Regions from separate parts of the Homo sapiens genome. Here region 1 is linked to region 2. Evidence: chromatin loops called from intact Hi-C (ENCODE). Cell type or tissue: heart left ventricle. All regions are shown on one strand. Each heading gives the region's core, and the rest is flanking DNA. Links, peaks and the distances in the headings are about the cores only.

The links. Hi-C counts contacts between places; a loop is a spot of excess contacts. Peaks named below come from ENCODE experiments on the same cell type or tissue, not always from the same donor. Only the 100,000 strongest peaks of a DNase experiment are listed, where the experiment ranks them.
Region 1: it touches region 2 in a loop (2.0-fold over the local background); 2 of 110 quality-filtered maps call a loop at or near these places.

What each region holds. Positions count from the first base shown.
Region 1 is chr12:104,652,541-104,658,935 of GRCh38, forward strand. All of the region lies in intron 2 of CHST11 (carbohydrate sulfotransferase 11), which reads left to right. Among named protein-coding and RNA genes, the nearest start is that of MIR3922, 64 kb to the left of the region's middle. In heart left ventricle, for the core only: no CTCF peak of the experiment used is centred there; no DNase peak of the experiment used is centred there.
Region 2 is chr12:104,404,307-104,412,658 of GRCh38, forward strand. No RefSeq gene overlaps it. Among named protein-coding and RNA genes, the nearest start is that of CHST11, 48 kb to the right of the region's middle. RefSeq lists an enhancer at 7,990-8,049. In heart left ventricle, for the core only: no CTCF peak of the experiment used is centred there; a DNase peak (open chromatin) is centred at 4,475; H3K27ac peaks cover 553 bases.

The DNA.
Region 1 (6,395 bases), core at 1-5,000, 250 kb after region 2:
AGAGCTCAGATTTGGAATGGTTTAGATGCTATTTTATTGCAGCTGTATTTACTGTTTGCTTTCCCAGCCATGGTGAGGAAAGTGGTACATTCCCAAGGCCCAAGACAGAGGAAGTGATTTACAAACCTAGCCCAGGAAGGGCCACCCTGTTCATCTTGGGGGAAGACCCGAAGCCCCAACAGGGCTCCCGGGTTGAAATGAAGCTGCTAATGGATGAGTCTTGTTGGTTTCGATCCTGACCTCTGTTTGCCTGTGGAAGCTGGCCCAAGGGGCCAGTGGCTTTGCTCAGGACAGTCTCATCCTGGCCAGCGAAGAGGGAGGCTGCCCTGCTTGGCCTCTGCTCCCTACACGCTCCCTACACACTCCCTACGCACATCTTAGTCAAACTGCTTCACCTTGGGCCTAATGACCACTCGTTCCATCTAGGGAGGCAGTGAGCTTTTTTTTTAAATTGTAAAAAACACATAACCTAAAATGTGCCATCGTAACCATTTTTAAGTGTACAGTTCTGTAGAGCTCAGTACCTTCACACTGTTGTGCAACAGCTCGCCAGAGCTGCTTCATCTTGCAACATGGAATCTCTATACCGTTTGAACAATAACTCCCCATTTCTCCTGCCCGCCAGCCTCTCGTAACCACCATTCTACTTTCTGTTTCTATGAGTTTGATGCTTTTAGATACCTCATATAAGTGGATTCATATAGTATCTGTCCTTTTGTGACTGGCTTATTTCCCTTAACCTAATGTCCTCAGGCTCCTCCATGTTGTAACATGGTAGGATTTCCGTCTTTGTAAGGTTGAATGATATTCCACTGGATATATGTACTGCGTTTTCTTTCTCCATTCATCTGTTCATAGACATTTGGCTTTCTTCCACCAGAGTTTACCCTTCTTTAACAAGTACTGAGTACCTACTGCGTGGTAGACAGTACCCCATTATCTTAGTGCTAAAATGTGTACTCATGGAGGGGCAGTATGAGTGAATCCGAGTACCTGAGAGGAAAGAAAACAAACGCCGTCTCCCACTGAGTGAAAACTAAATGTGGACCACCATCATAGCCACCCCATAATACAACAGCCCATGTTTACTGGGCCCTTACCATGTGCCTGACAGTGGTCTGATGTCTGTATTTGTGTCTCCATCTTATGTGATCTCATTCAATCATTAACAACCCTATATGCAGAAACCTTCTCCATCAACTTAACATTATCTCCAGTGAGGAACGGAGGCTCGAGGAGATTAAGTGACCTCCCGAGATCATGTAGCAGGTAGTGGCAGAACCAGGATTCAAACCCTGGCCATCTGGCTCTAGGTTCCTGAACTGCAGATGCAGTAGTTAGACTGAAAAACCTCAAACGGGTGCTGTGCTTCTATTTCACCTGCAGGGGGCCAAGATTCTTTTCCCAGGGTAGTAAAACGTCCCCGACACCACCTCTGCCCCATGGTCTCGAGCAAGCCGTAGATATGTGGTTGGTTTCCCAGTTGCAGAATGTAATGGAACCCTGTATGGGTGTCAGGCTGAAGAGGGTCATCCCACAAGTATTGAGCACCTCCTATGTGCTAGGTGCCGGGGATGCAGAGGTGATCTAGAAGGCAAGGCCCTGCCTTCAGTAAGGGGAGCTTTTTGAATACAGGGCCAGGGAAGTCGGGGGAGGGAGCTCCAAGGCTACCTGCAGTCACTGGAGTCTTGGACAAATAAGCCCTGGTGTTCAGAATCATCCAAGCTGGTCCCAGTACTTGGTAGAACCCAAAAATTTTCCATTGAGTCCTCTTTGGACAGTTGTATAATGGACAGTTGTATAAGAAGGTGTAGGGCTGAGAGCGTGAGAAGCTGCTTGATTGTCTCAACAGGATGATGATGAGATCCACAGAAAGACACCCATGGACACAGTAGGAAGTGACCAAGGACGTGGAAACATGGGGGAGGGCTGTGCAGTGAGGACAGTGCAGTGCACTGCTGGGTGGTCACTCCTGGGGTCCCTGGATTCCCCATGGTGGTAATACACAGCACAGAGTGAGAGTCCAGAGGAGGAGTCCACCTGGCAGGGAAGCTTGCTTTGCCATTCCTATGGGGGGTAATGTCCCCCATGCCACCCCCTGCCCCCAGCCCAGTGCTCCAGAGACTTCGGCCTGTCCACTCACCAGGAGCAAGGAACTGTACCTGCTAACCCCAGCTCATAGCTGAGGCTGGATGCTGCAAGGTCACACGCAGACAGACGCCAACCTCTAGCCTCCCCACAGAAGTGAACTGAGTTAACCATGAGCCCCTCCACCCCTGCTTTCTATTTATTTCCACTGCCAACATCCCCCTAGCTATGAAGTCATCACCAGGCCGCTACCCCCTCCCCCATCTCCAGAACAGGAGTGGTCATAGCATCCTCATTATAATGACTGAATGAAAGAAACTTGAAGCATCTGGTCCTGTGTCTGGCACTTAAGGAACACACATGTAGCTCTCCTTTCTCTCATCCTTTGGCTGTTTGCATGTGTGTCTTGGATCTCTGTCTGTCTGTGTCTCTCTTATCTCTTCATGGAATTCTGGGAAACACTCAGAAAGTGGTGGTTGGTGAGGGCACATTCATGTCCAGTAATAGCTGATGGAAATGGCAGAGGGCTTTGTCAAGTTGACGGGGAAGGTTTCTGCATGCCTTGCTTTTGGTGGAAGGGTGAGCGACTTCGCAGAGCCTAGAGCGGGCTTCCAGCTGCTCAGTACAAATCCCCCTGACCTTCGCGCCGGAGGCGCGGGCAGGTATTTTCCACTTCACAGCATTTCTTTTAATTCTTTCCTGATTGATGCGTGAGATGCCAGTGTGAAGGCAGCTCTGCCCCTCCAGCCTCGGCAGGATAGCTAGGGATGGATTCCACCACTGCTCTCACTCCCCCCAGCATCCCTTTATCCTGGATCCCGGGGTTTCTCAGCAAAGGTTTGAGGAATTTGACTTTCCTTTTGGGAGCAGGAGTCCTGGGGAGGTGGAGAAGGTGGTGGGAAGTAAGGGACAGCCTCCTTGCTTTTCATGGCCAGAGTTCACTAGCAAAAGTGGGGCTGCCTTGCCTCACTCCTTGTTGCTCAGAAAGATATACCAGAGAGTCAGTTTAACAGAGAAACAGTGTTACGAGCAATGGGTAAGAGATGTGGGTAAAGAAGGGAGTGGAAATGTAATCATTTTGAACCTAAGGAACACATTTGAGTTAAAAAGTCCCTGAGTACAAAAGGGGTGCTGTGCTCGTGTATAAACCAGGGTGGGCCCATTCAGGTATAGGTGACAGAGAGTTCTTCTGCCCCGCTCCCTGTATAGTTGCTTATGTAAATTCAGGGTGTTTTTCTCTCTTGTTGCAAGAAGTCAAAGTTGGAGTTACTCTTTTAAGTCAGCAGCTCAAAAATGGCAGAGCTGAAGTCTCTATGATTTTCTTAGTTTTTTCCTCTGGTTCCAAGATAGCTGCTATAGTGCCATCCGTCATGTCTAGATTCCAGGCAGCAGAAAGAAGGAAGGTAAGCAAGACGAAAGGGGTAGTTCCTAGACCTAGAAAGCAAGACTTTCGAACAAACCGTAAAAGATTTCTGATTGCAATTCTTTGCGTAGAACTATGTCAGTTGGCCACTGGTAGGGAGATTTGGAAATTTGGTGTCCACCTCGAATCAAATCAAACAAATGAGTGAGGAACAGAGGGAAGACCAGATGCTGGGTAGGTAATTAGCAACCCTGCTGTAGCACTTCTTTTGGATTAAATCAAAGTCTAGCCGCATATCACCCCTCCACCCACTTTTCCTCTTTTTTTCTCATTCATTTTCTATCTTTTTTCCAAGTGATGCATCAGGCTCCCTACTGCTGAGGTGCGGTGGTCAGCCTGGGATGAGGCCCTGGGTCTGTCTTCACAGACTAAAGATAGTGCCTTGACCTGAGCACAGCACTCAGGCTCCGTCTCAGGTGGCCACAGTAACTTTGCATAGATCCAGTCTTATCATCTCGTGTCATCTCCTATGAAGCCAACTATGGCATGCTGGCAGAGCTCAGCGTGCATGCGGTGACTCTTCGTTGGCCTCTGTGGAATTTGCACCGCAGGACATTCCCAGCCCCAGACTTACTGCGACTGGTCTCACTAACGCACAAGTAGCCCCTGCCGGCTTTGCTCATGGGATGTTGGGATGTTGTCCTCAGCCAGTGAGACACAGATACACACTCACAAACCATCTTCGTGACCACAGTGGGGGGTTGCTGGTTTAAAGCCAGAGACAGTGGAGGAGAAAGGAAGACCAAATCCTTATTTTTTTTGTTGCTGTTTACTGTCTTTCTGTTCAACAAGCTTTCAATGACCCCATCTAGGTGTTAAGGCTACAGAGGTGACAGTCCCAGTTCCCTACCTCTAGTTCATACTTCAGAAGTTTCAATGTTTCTAAGATATGGTGTTCCTTACAAAGGCACAGCATGCTGGGAAAGACCTTCAGGCATCGTCTGATCAAACTTCATCCTTTTTTTTTTTTAAATTGATGAAGAAAGCGTGGCATTGGGAAATTGAGTTGCTTAAGGCCAGAAAACTTGGAAGCAATGGAGCCCAGCCTCAGCTCCGGGCTGTCAGCCCAAGCCCATGCTGCCATCCCAGTTTGTTTTTCCTGTTACCTAACAGTCAAGGGGAATCATATTTCCTGGTTTAGCAAGCATCTTCAATCCACTATTTGCATGTCTTTCTTCTCATCTCTGGGAGCGAAACAAAAAGAGTAAACCTTAAAGGTTTTCACATCCTTCACCCTAAATGACCACTTACGCACATTTTAAGTTATTGTCAGCGATTTGTGTTTTAAAATACAAGCCTTGCTATGTTTAGCTAATTCTCCTGGGTGAGAGACATGATTGATTAGAAACTTTAACAGCCGTTCATGGAGAGAAGTATAAGTCTTTCAGGATCACGCCTCTCACCCAGCCTTTGTTGGGAATGGAGAATTGATCTGGGAGCCACAGCACTTCTTTCTTCCCTGGCAGATGAAAAAAAAAACCCTCGAGATCATTTGCAGGCCAGCCCCGCTCCCATGTTTTTTCTCTGAAGAGCATGGGAGAAATAATGCATGTTCCATTTCACAGCTTGGAAAATCAGCAGTAGTTGTTTCAGATTGCTGGAATTTTGGAAGGATTTTCTCTGTACTTTTCCAAGTGCCCCATGTGTTTGAATACCCAGGTGATGGTGGCGCTGGCTACCTAGACAGCTTCTTCCACCTTCACGCTCTGGACTCCGATGGCTGGACTTGCATTCTTGAGGGTCCCCAGGCTCCAGTGTGGTGTGTCGGGAACATAGGGAGAACCTTGCTCAATAAGCATCTGTGTCTGCCTTGGCTCAAGCTGGAGCAGGGTGTCCAAGGCAGCCTGGACCCGAATAAAGACACGCTTTATTTCCCCTTCAGTTGACGGAGGGGGATTTTGAAGGTAGCAGGGGAAACAGAGTGAGCAGTGTTCAGGGACGCAGCCCACCTTCCTGGGTAGTTTTCCACTGCAACAGACCCGCCGAGGCCAGCCAGCCAAGGATACTCAGAGTTTTACAAGCATGCTGTGTGGACTGGGGCGGGGGCTGGCTTAGAGCCCCCTATGCCGCCCCCAACCTGCAGTGCCTCTTGGTGAGGAGAGGAGGCAGGATGAGCGTCTGCAATCATTGCCATGACAAAGTACCAGAGGCCGAGGGACTTAAATAGCAATTTATTTTCTCACACTTCTGGAGGCTGGGAGTCTAAGATCAAGGTGTGGTCAGGGTTGGTTTCTTCTCAGGCCATGAGAGAAGGGGCTGTCCCAGGCCTGTCTCCTTGGCTGGTAGATGCACCTTCATGTTCACACAGCAGTCTCCTTGTGTCTCTGTGCAAATTTCCCCCTCTTGTCATGATACCAGACACATTAGATTGGGACCCCACCCTAAGGACCTCATTTTCACTTGATCACCTCTGTGCAGACACTATCTCCAAATAAGGGTACTGTCTGAACGACTGGGGGTTAGTACCTCAGCATGTGCATTTTGGAGAGACACAGTTAATTCATGACAGCGTGTACCTTACATTCCATGGTGTTTATCTGGAGAGGGGGAGGTAGCCCTGGGGACCGTAACTCTGGCACTTCCTAGCGCCTTGATGATTGGCTTTTCTCCTACCTTCTGCTTCCATTCTCCTCCTCCCAGACTCTCTCATCCAATAACCCCCGCATCTGTACCCTGTTCGCTCCATAATAATGATAACTACTCCTTAGTAGTTGCTTCTTAGGTGCCAAGCAAAGTGCTAGGCATTTTATTTTTATTAACTCATGTAATCCTCATGATGACCCTTGAAATAGGCTCTATTGCCGTTCTCATTGTATAAACAAGGGAACTGAGGCACAGAGAGATTTAGTAACTTGCCCAAGGGCACGCTGCTAGTAAGTGGTGA
Region 2 (8,352 bases), core at 1,957-6,956:
AGATGCTCTGGAAGATCTCCAAAACACCTCATAGGGACAGTACCCCCCTGGGAACTGCAGATCCAGCCTGTCCTTCCAAATGGATGAAGAAACTAAGACCCATGGAGGAAGACAGGCTTCCTCAAATGATGAAGCCAGCATTTGGAACAAATTCCTGACACTGGATTATGAATCTTTCTCTAGGGCCAGGCAGGTGGCTCATATCTGTAATCCCAGCATCTTGGAAGGCTGAACTGGGAGGATTGCTTGAGCCTAGGAGTTCAAGACCAGCCTGGGCAATAGAGCAAGACCCTGTCTCTATAAAAAATTAAAAAATTAGCCAGACATGGTGGCTTATGCCTGTAGTCCCAGTCACTTGGGAGGCTGAGGTGGGAGGATGACTTGAGCCAAGGAGGTCACGATCAGGCCACTGGACTCCAGCCTAGACAACAGAGTGAGACCTTGTCTCAAATTTAAAAAAAAAACAAAAAACTTTTTCTCCAATCATTGAGAGTAGGACTTGTTCAGATCATAAAGGAAGCTCCTGGAGGGACAGGGGCTTGGGGCCCATCAGGACTCAGCACCGCAGGGTGGTACTAAGGCAACTCCCATGAGCTGATGAGGAGGGAAGCCCCTGGGATGCTCTGGCCTCTGCCCCTGTCCCTTCTCCGCTGCGGCTCAGCCCTGCCTGGGGAGGAGAGCAGCAAGGGGGTGGGAGGGTGTGGGCAGAGATAAATCTGCTCCCAGGCAAAAGCTGGCTCTGACTCCTAATAGAACTGAGATGAGTGCGTGTATTTTAAAGCAAATAAATGTTTCAAGACCTGAGAAGGGAGACGTTAATGGCTCCATTCGAATTCAGCAGAATTTATTTTCCATTAGGGTTGGGCTTTCTGAGAAGCTTGGTTCAATCAAGGTTAGACATGAAAACAGCACTGTGGCTGAGTGGACACCAAGTTCCCCTCCACCCACTGCACCTTGCTTAATTAGAGCTCCTGACCTGCAGCCGCCCTTGGCTGGCCCACAGACAGATGCGCTAGTCTTTTTTGCTCTTTTTGTTTTTTTCTTTTTTTTTTTTTGAGACAGAGTCTTGCTCTGTCGCCCAGGCTGGAGTGCAGTGGCGCGATCTCGGCTCACTGCAAACTCTGCCTCCCGGGTTCACACCATTCTCCTGCTTCAGCCTCCCAAGTAGCTGGGACTACAGGCGCCTGCCACCATGCCCGGCTATTTTTTTGTATTTTTAGTAGAGACGGGGTTTCACCGTGTTATCCAGGATGGTCTTGGTCTCCTGACCTCGTGATCTGCCCACCTCGGCCTCCCAAAGTACTGGGATTACAGGCGTGAGCCACCGCGCCCGGCCACTCTTTTTGTTTTTTTCTATGTTGGATAAGATTATCTTTTCAAACTTATTTTCACAATCAGCACTGAGATGACCAACTAGCCAAGCTGCCCCGTGTGCCTGCCACCTCTCCATCCACGGGTGCCTGCCAGCCGGTAATGAGAAGTTTGCCTTGCCCTTTAGAACCATTATTTTAAACAATGAATGGTGTTTGCAGAAGTGAGATTGCGAATAGAGATTCATAATGAATAGCTTCAGCAATAATTACTTATTTTCTATATTTATCGAAAATGACTACATACAGTATTGCTGTTTTCTCTGAAGAGAAAAATGCAGTAATTATCATCGCTATTTATCTACTTTCCTATTTTAATAACTAGCAATTGCCATTTTTTAATTACTAGGGCAAAAAAAATGGTTGCCTCTTAGCTGAGATGGCTCTAGTGTCACGAAGAATGCACTTCCACACTAATATCAGTAACGTTGTGTGCAGAGAATAAATATAAGGTGTTTGGGTTTCTTGCCATTCAACCAGTTTGTTAGGCCTGTGACAGAAGCAGCAACTTGGGGTTGAAATGGTTTGTCTTCAGAGCTGTAGGGGAACCACGTCTCTTAACAAAGGTGATATAGTCCAGTAGCATATGTTTATTTATGTCCAATGATGTACTGATAAATGTATAACAACCAGCTTTCCAGTGGGAGAAGGAGCTCTGACATGTAGCATTGGCCAATTACTGTGGTGTAAATACTCCCATCATGGCAGATTTTAAGATACCAACCCTACATCATGAAATACACATTTGGGACCAGAGGCATGCAATTGACTCTCTCATGCTGGAGTCAGCCAGCTCTAGCACATCACTGGATATTAATTCTATGGTATATTTATTTATTTATTTATTTATTTGAGACAGGGTCTGGCTCTGTTGCCCAGGCTGAAGTGCAGTGATCTTGGCTCACTGTAACCTCCACTTCCTGGGCTCAAGTGATCCTCCCATCTCAGCTTCCCAAGTAGCTGAGATTATAAGTGCACACCACCACACCAGGCTAATGTTTATATTTTTGTAGAGATAGGGTTTTGCTATGTTGCCCAGGCTGGTCTTGAACTCCTGAGCTCAAGCAATCTGCCCACCTCAGCCTCCCAAAGTGTTGGGATTACAGATGTGAGCCACAGTACCCAGAACATACACATATTTATTGAGGGCCTCTTGTGTGCCAGGCAGTGTCCCAATTGCTGATGTGACAGCAATGAATGAAACAGGTGGCCCCTGCTCTAGTGAAATTTAGATTGAGTAGGAGAGACAAGACAACCACCAAAGGAACTGGTAAATACATAACACAATGTTGAGGAGTGGTGAGTGACAACTGGAGTGGAGTAGGAGGGCAGGCTGGGATGGGGTGAGGGTGGGAGCTCTTTTGCATATAGTGGACATGAATGTCCTCCCTAAAGGGTGTCATGAGCATAAATTTGAATGAAGTGAAGGAGAGAGTTTGTGAGGATTCCTGGGCAAAGAGCATTCTAGGGAGAAGGAAAAACCAACATCAATTCTATGAGGTGGGAGGCAGGAGGATGCCTGGGGGTTGCTTTTAATCTGTGTTTCTGAAGGTCTCAAGATCTGGGAAGTCTGGGGTATCTTCTAAGATGACACAGATATATTTCTTTTCTTGCTCTGCTCCAGTGAAGCATTCTTGCTCTAAATTTCAGCAGGGCTTGAGACCTGGGGGTGACCCATGACTCTCCCTCCCTCCATTTCCTGCAGGATATGATATTCTCACATTTCTTCTCATGTCCTTGCATACCTGCAGCTCATTTGATTTCCTTGTAGACACTGGCTCCTGACCTCCTCATTCCTCTTACATTGAAACTTATGCCCCCGCCTGGAATGGCAACCCGGGGGGGAAAGGGTTTGTTCACTCCTGACTTTCCGTCCCCTAGAACAGTGCCTGCCTCACAGTCAACACTTGGTAAATATTCATTGAATTCATTAACACAGGAGATGCAAGCATCTAATTATTTCATTAGGACTTCCAGTAAGGTCTTGCCTGAGCTAGGAGCCCACGCCCTCAATGCTGTATCCCCCTTCCTGACAGTTTTCTTTGCTGTTCTGCACTGACACCCTTGCCTGGAGGTAGACACTCATAAACACTGTGGAATGATTGACAGCATGGATATTGTTTTATTCTACATTACGTCTGTTTTTATCCTAAATTACTTTTATTCCTTCTTCATAGTATAGATAGGACATTCTATTGATTTTTTTTAAATTGTGTGTGCAGGAAGGTAAAATTATCTGTAAATTTCATTTCCACATAGTGAAGGAAGCATGGAAATCTTTTGTTCTCTAAAGGGGCTGCCATATCTGAGAGGCATAAGAATGATAGGCTGGACAGAATGATTTTCATTAATGGACTATTTCAATAGGCCCTAGGGGTCACCTTGAGCATTCCTGAAGCCACAAGAGAACTACCTGGATAGTTGACCACCAGGGGAAGTGTTGGGGACATTGGGAAACTCAAGGAAGACTGCTGATGACGTCAATGAGACACATCCCAGACAATGGCAGGGCTTCCTTTCTGGGCATGTCCAGTGCACACGGGCTGGAATCATGAGAGGGGACTTTCAGCTCCAGTGCTTTTAGAACCTGTTCAACGATTCGGAGTGGGGGTTTGAAGTGAGTTTCTCACTTCATGCCACATTTGATCTTCAGTGCACAAAGAAAGTACAAAGCCAGAGAGGTGAGCCAAGAGGCAAAGGCCCTTTACTCTGGGAGCTAAGTCTTGTTGGGTTTAAGCATGGATCAGTCTTCTCAGTGCTAATGATGAGATCGGGAAGTGTATTGATATTGCAGGTGTTTTAAGCATGAAGATGAAACAGACGTTTCTTTTTATCTATTCATCAGTGACTAGAAAAGTCTCTCGGCTCGGGAGATTTTGTTGTTTTATTCTATTTTTTTTTTCCACACTGACTTCTTGTGTAAAGAAACTCATGGCAGCACCTAATCTTCAGAAATAAGTGACTGGCAGCTCAGTGTTGAGAAATTATACTAAGGACGGGCACTGTGGGACTATCACTGGCCCTGTCTGGGCCATTTGGCAGTCAGTCAAGGCTGGAATAGTGAGTCACCCTCGGGGTTAGAGATAAGGAAGCTAGGCTCAGGGAAGAATGGAGTTGCCTGGGACCAACCTTCTGGTAAGAGACAGCCCCGGGCTGGGACACAAGCTTCCTGACTGCTGTTATCTTCTTCGCGGAGTTGATAGAAGGCAGGAGCTGGATTGTGTGAGTGTTCTCTCCAGAGAGACAGAACCAACAGGGAGTGTGTGTGTGTGTGTGTGTGTGTGTGTGTGTGTGTGTGTGTGTAGAGAGAGACTTTAAGAAATTGGCTTTCACAATTGTGGAGGCTCGATAAGTCCAAAATCTGATGGGATAGGCCAGCAGGCTGGAGACTCCGTGAAAAGTTGCAGTTCAAGTCCAAGGTCAGCCGGCTGGAAGAATTCCTTCTTGCTCCGAAGGTTGGTCTTTGTTTTATTCAGGCCTTCAACTGATTGGATGAGGGCCACTCACATTATAGGTGGCAATCTGCTTTACTCAAAGTCCACCAATTTTAATGTTAATCTCATAAAAAAAAATACCCACCTTCACAGAAACATCCAGAATGATTGACCAAATATTTGGGCACCATAGCCCAGCCATGTTGACACATAAAATCAATCCTCACACACACCTTAATTTTAAAATGTGTTTTAAATAATAGTAAATGCAATAGATATTCAGTATAGAAATTTTAAAATTGCAAACAAATATAAAAAAGAAAACTTTCCACTTCACCAGGGTGCATTGGGATATTGCCTTAAGAATTAATTCTAGGCATACTTACACTATAATATTTTCATACCTCGGAATGGTGTCATTTCACAGTAGTGTTTTGCAGCTTACTTTTTTCACTTAGCAAGACTCTATGAATTTTTCCCCAGGTTAACAGATGTCATTCCACATCCTGATTTTTAATGTTGGCACAGCATCTGTCTGATGCCAGCTGTAGTGAATGGCTTTGCTCCCTGCTCGACATCCTTCCTCCTTTTTCTGCTAACAGCATCAGATTTTCTTTTAGGGATCTCCCCTGCCCCAACTCCCAGGCCATGTGGTTCAGGTGGGGCTAAATCCTACCTCCTGAGCCCTCTTTGGCCTAGGACCAAAGTCCTCAATATTGAGAAAGAGGGCCGGGCACAGTGGCTCACACCTGTACTCCCAGCACTTTGGGAGGCTGAGGCGGGTCGATCACCTGAGGTCAGGAGTTTGAGACCAGTCTGGCCAAAGTGGTGAAACCCCATCTCTACTAAAAACACAAAAATCAGCCTGGCGTGGTGGCGCCTGCCTATAATCCCAGCTACTCAGGAGGCTGAGGCACAAGTATCACTTGAACCTGAGAGGCAGAGGTTGTGATGAGCCAAGATCACGCCACTGCACTCCAGCCTGGGAGACAGAGTGAGATTATCTCAAAAAAAAAAAAATTGAGAAAGAGGGTTCTTTTTTCCAGGTTGTTAGGCTGGTTCACTATAGGTCTGGAACTGCTGGAGGCCATTTTTGTCAATACGTGGACTTGGTCCTAAAGATGAAGCCAGAATGGAGGAAAGCAAATAAGAGAACTGGAGAGAAACAGATTCCTGATTACATATTATAGTTTGAACACCTGGATCCAGCCATGCCTGAAGCTATTCTCCTACACTTTTCCATTATGGGAGATAAGTTCTCCCTTTCTTTGCTTAAGCCAGTAGAGTTGGATTCTGTCACTTTACCTGCAAAGAGTTCAGAGTCTTATTTGAATATGGTATCACTCTACCTGACATATCCCAGTACATGACTGTATTATTTTCTGTTTTTGTTTTTTTCTTCCTGGCAATTTACCCACTATGAGCAAGATGTTACAAGGGGATTTGGAGATTATAAAAATGACTAAGAGGCCAGGCATAGTGGCTCATGCCTGTAATCCCAACAATTTGGGAGGCTGAGGCAGGAGGATTGTTTGAGCCCAGTAGTTTGAGACCAGCCTGGGCAACATAGTGAGACCCTGTCTCTGTAAAAAATAGAAAAACTAGCTGGCTGTGGAGGCATGCACTTGTAGTCCCAGCTACTTAGGAGGCTGAGGTGGGAGGATTGCTTGAGCCCACAAGGTCAAGGCTACAGTGAGCTGTGATCGTGCCACCATACTCTAGCCTGTGCCACAGAGTGAGACCCTGTCTCAAATAAAACAAAACAAACAAAAAATAAAAAACTAAAGTAAAAATGACTAAGACATACTCTTGGACCTCAAATAGTTTGATTCAGTAACTAGGGCCAAGTACATATTAGTCACCTAAAAGATTGTAAATTTCAACAGCTTATAAGGATCAAGACAGGCTTCCTAGAGGAATAAGCACTAGGCATTGACCTCAAAAAGAGGGAGAGATCATTTAAAATTCCTTTTCATGGCCTATAAGGCCCTATGTGGCCTTGTCCTGGCCACAGTTGTAATGTGCATATGTATTGCCTGGGATCTTACTAAAATGCAAATTCTGGGTGTGGTGGCTCACGCTTGTAATCCTAGCACTCTGGGAGGCTGAGGCGGGAGGATCACTTGAGGTCAGGAGTCCAAAACCAGCCTGGCCAACATGGTGAAACCCCGTCTCTACTAAAAATATAAAAAATTAGCAGGGCCTGGTGTCGGGTGCCTGCAATCCCAGCTACTTGGGAGGCTGAGGCAGGAGAATTGCTTGAACCCCAGAAGCAGAGGTTGCAGTGAGCCGAGATGGCACCAGTGCATTCCAGCCTGGGCAATAGAGCAAGACTCTGTCTAAAAATAATAATAATAATAATGAAATAAAATAAAATAAAATGCAAATTCTGATTCAGTAGTCCTCTGGTGGTGCCAAATTTCTGCATTTCTAGCAAGTTCCAGGTGAGGTGGGTCTGTAGGCTGCACTATGAATGGGAGGATCTGGCCCTTCCTCCTCCTGCATCATCTCCCACCCCGACCCCTCTGCTCAGCCCCAGGGACTCCTTTCTGCTTTCGCTGCACCTGCAGCTCTGCCACACCTGCTGGCCTCCATGCCTGGATTGCTCTTCCCTGAACCTTCTTACCTGGGGCTTCTCTTCCATCTCAGCTCAAACGCCAAGGCAGCAGCCAGGCCACTGGCGGCGCCCATTTCACATGGGACTTCCCCAGCACTCATGCTTTTCAAGCCTTTTTCACATTATGGCAGAGGCAGAAACAGTACTCTGTGTGGCTTGCTGGCCTGAATGGATAAGCCAGAGGGGGTAGCGGAAACTTCCAGGGGCTCCCCATTTTGCACATCTGTAATCCACTCACAGCGCATGATCAGGAAGGTCAGCTGAACCTGTTTTACCACTTTCATAGCAATTGCTGGGATCTGTGATGATGGCGTTGATTGACTTGTTCACTGCCTGCCTTTTCCAGTAAAGAATAAAGCCCTGTAACACACAACCCCGTTCCATTGCTCTCTCTTCAGTGGTGTCTGGCATGGCAGGCACTCAACAGACCCTCCTCCTGAGAATTTCCAGCAAAAGGAATATCATGAGCAAAAGTGGGGAATGGAGTGAGTCACACAGATCAGCTGCAGCCTGAGCACAGCATGTGTGGGAGGTGATAGGCAGTGAGGAAGGCGGTGATGAAGACCCGATGCTTAATCTGGGAGGTGATGGGGAGCTATGACCAGATGTGATTGGGGCTACCGAGGCGTGTCCGTCTGGCTGGTGGGGACAGGGAGAGGGAGAAAGTAGGCCAGTCATATGGTTTGGCTGTGTCCCCACCCAAATCTCATTTTGAATAGTAGTTCCTATAATCCCACGTGTTGTGGGAGGGATTGGGTGTGAGGTAATTGAGCCATGGGGGCGGTTACCTCCATGCTGTTCTCGTGACACTGAGTGTGTTCTCGCAAGATCTGATGGTTTTATAAGGGGCTTTTCCCGCCTTCGCTCTGCCTTTCTCCTTGCTGTCGCCATGTGAAGAAGGATATATTTGCTTCCCCCTTCTGCCATGATT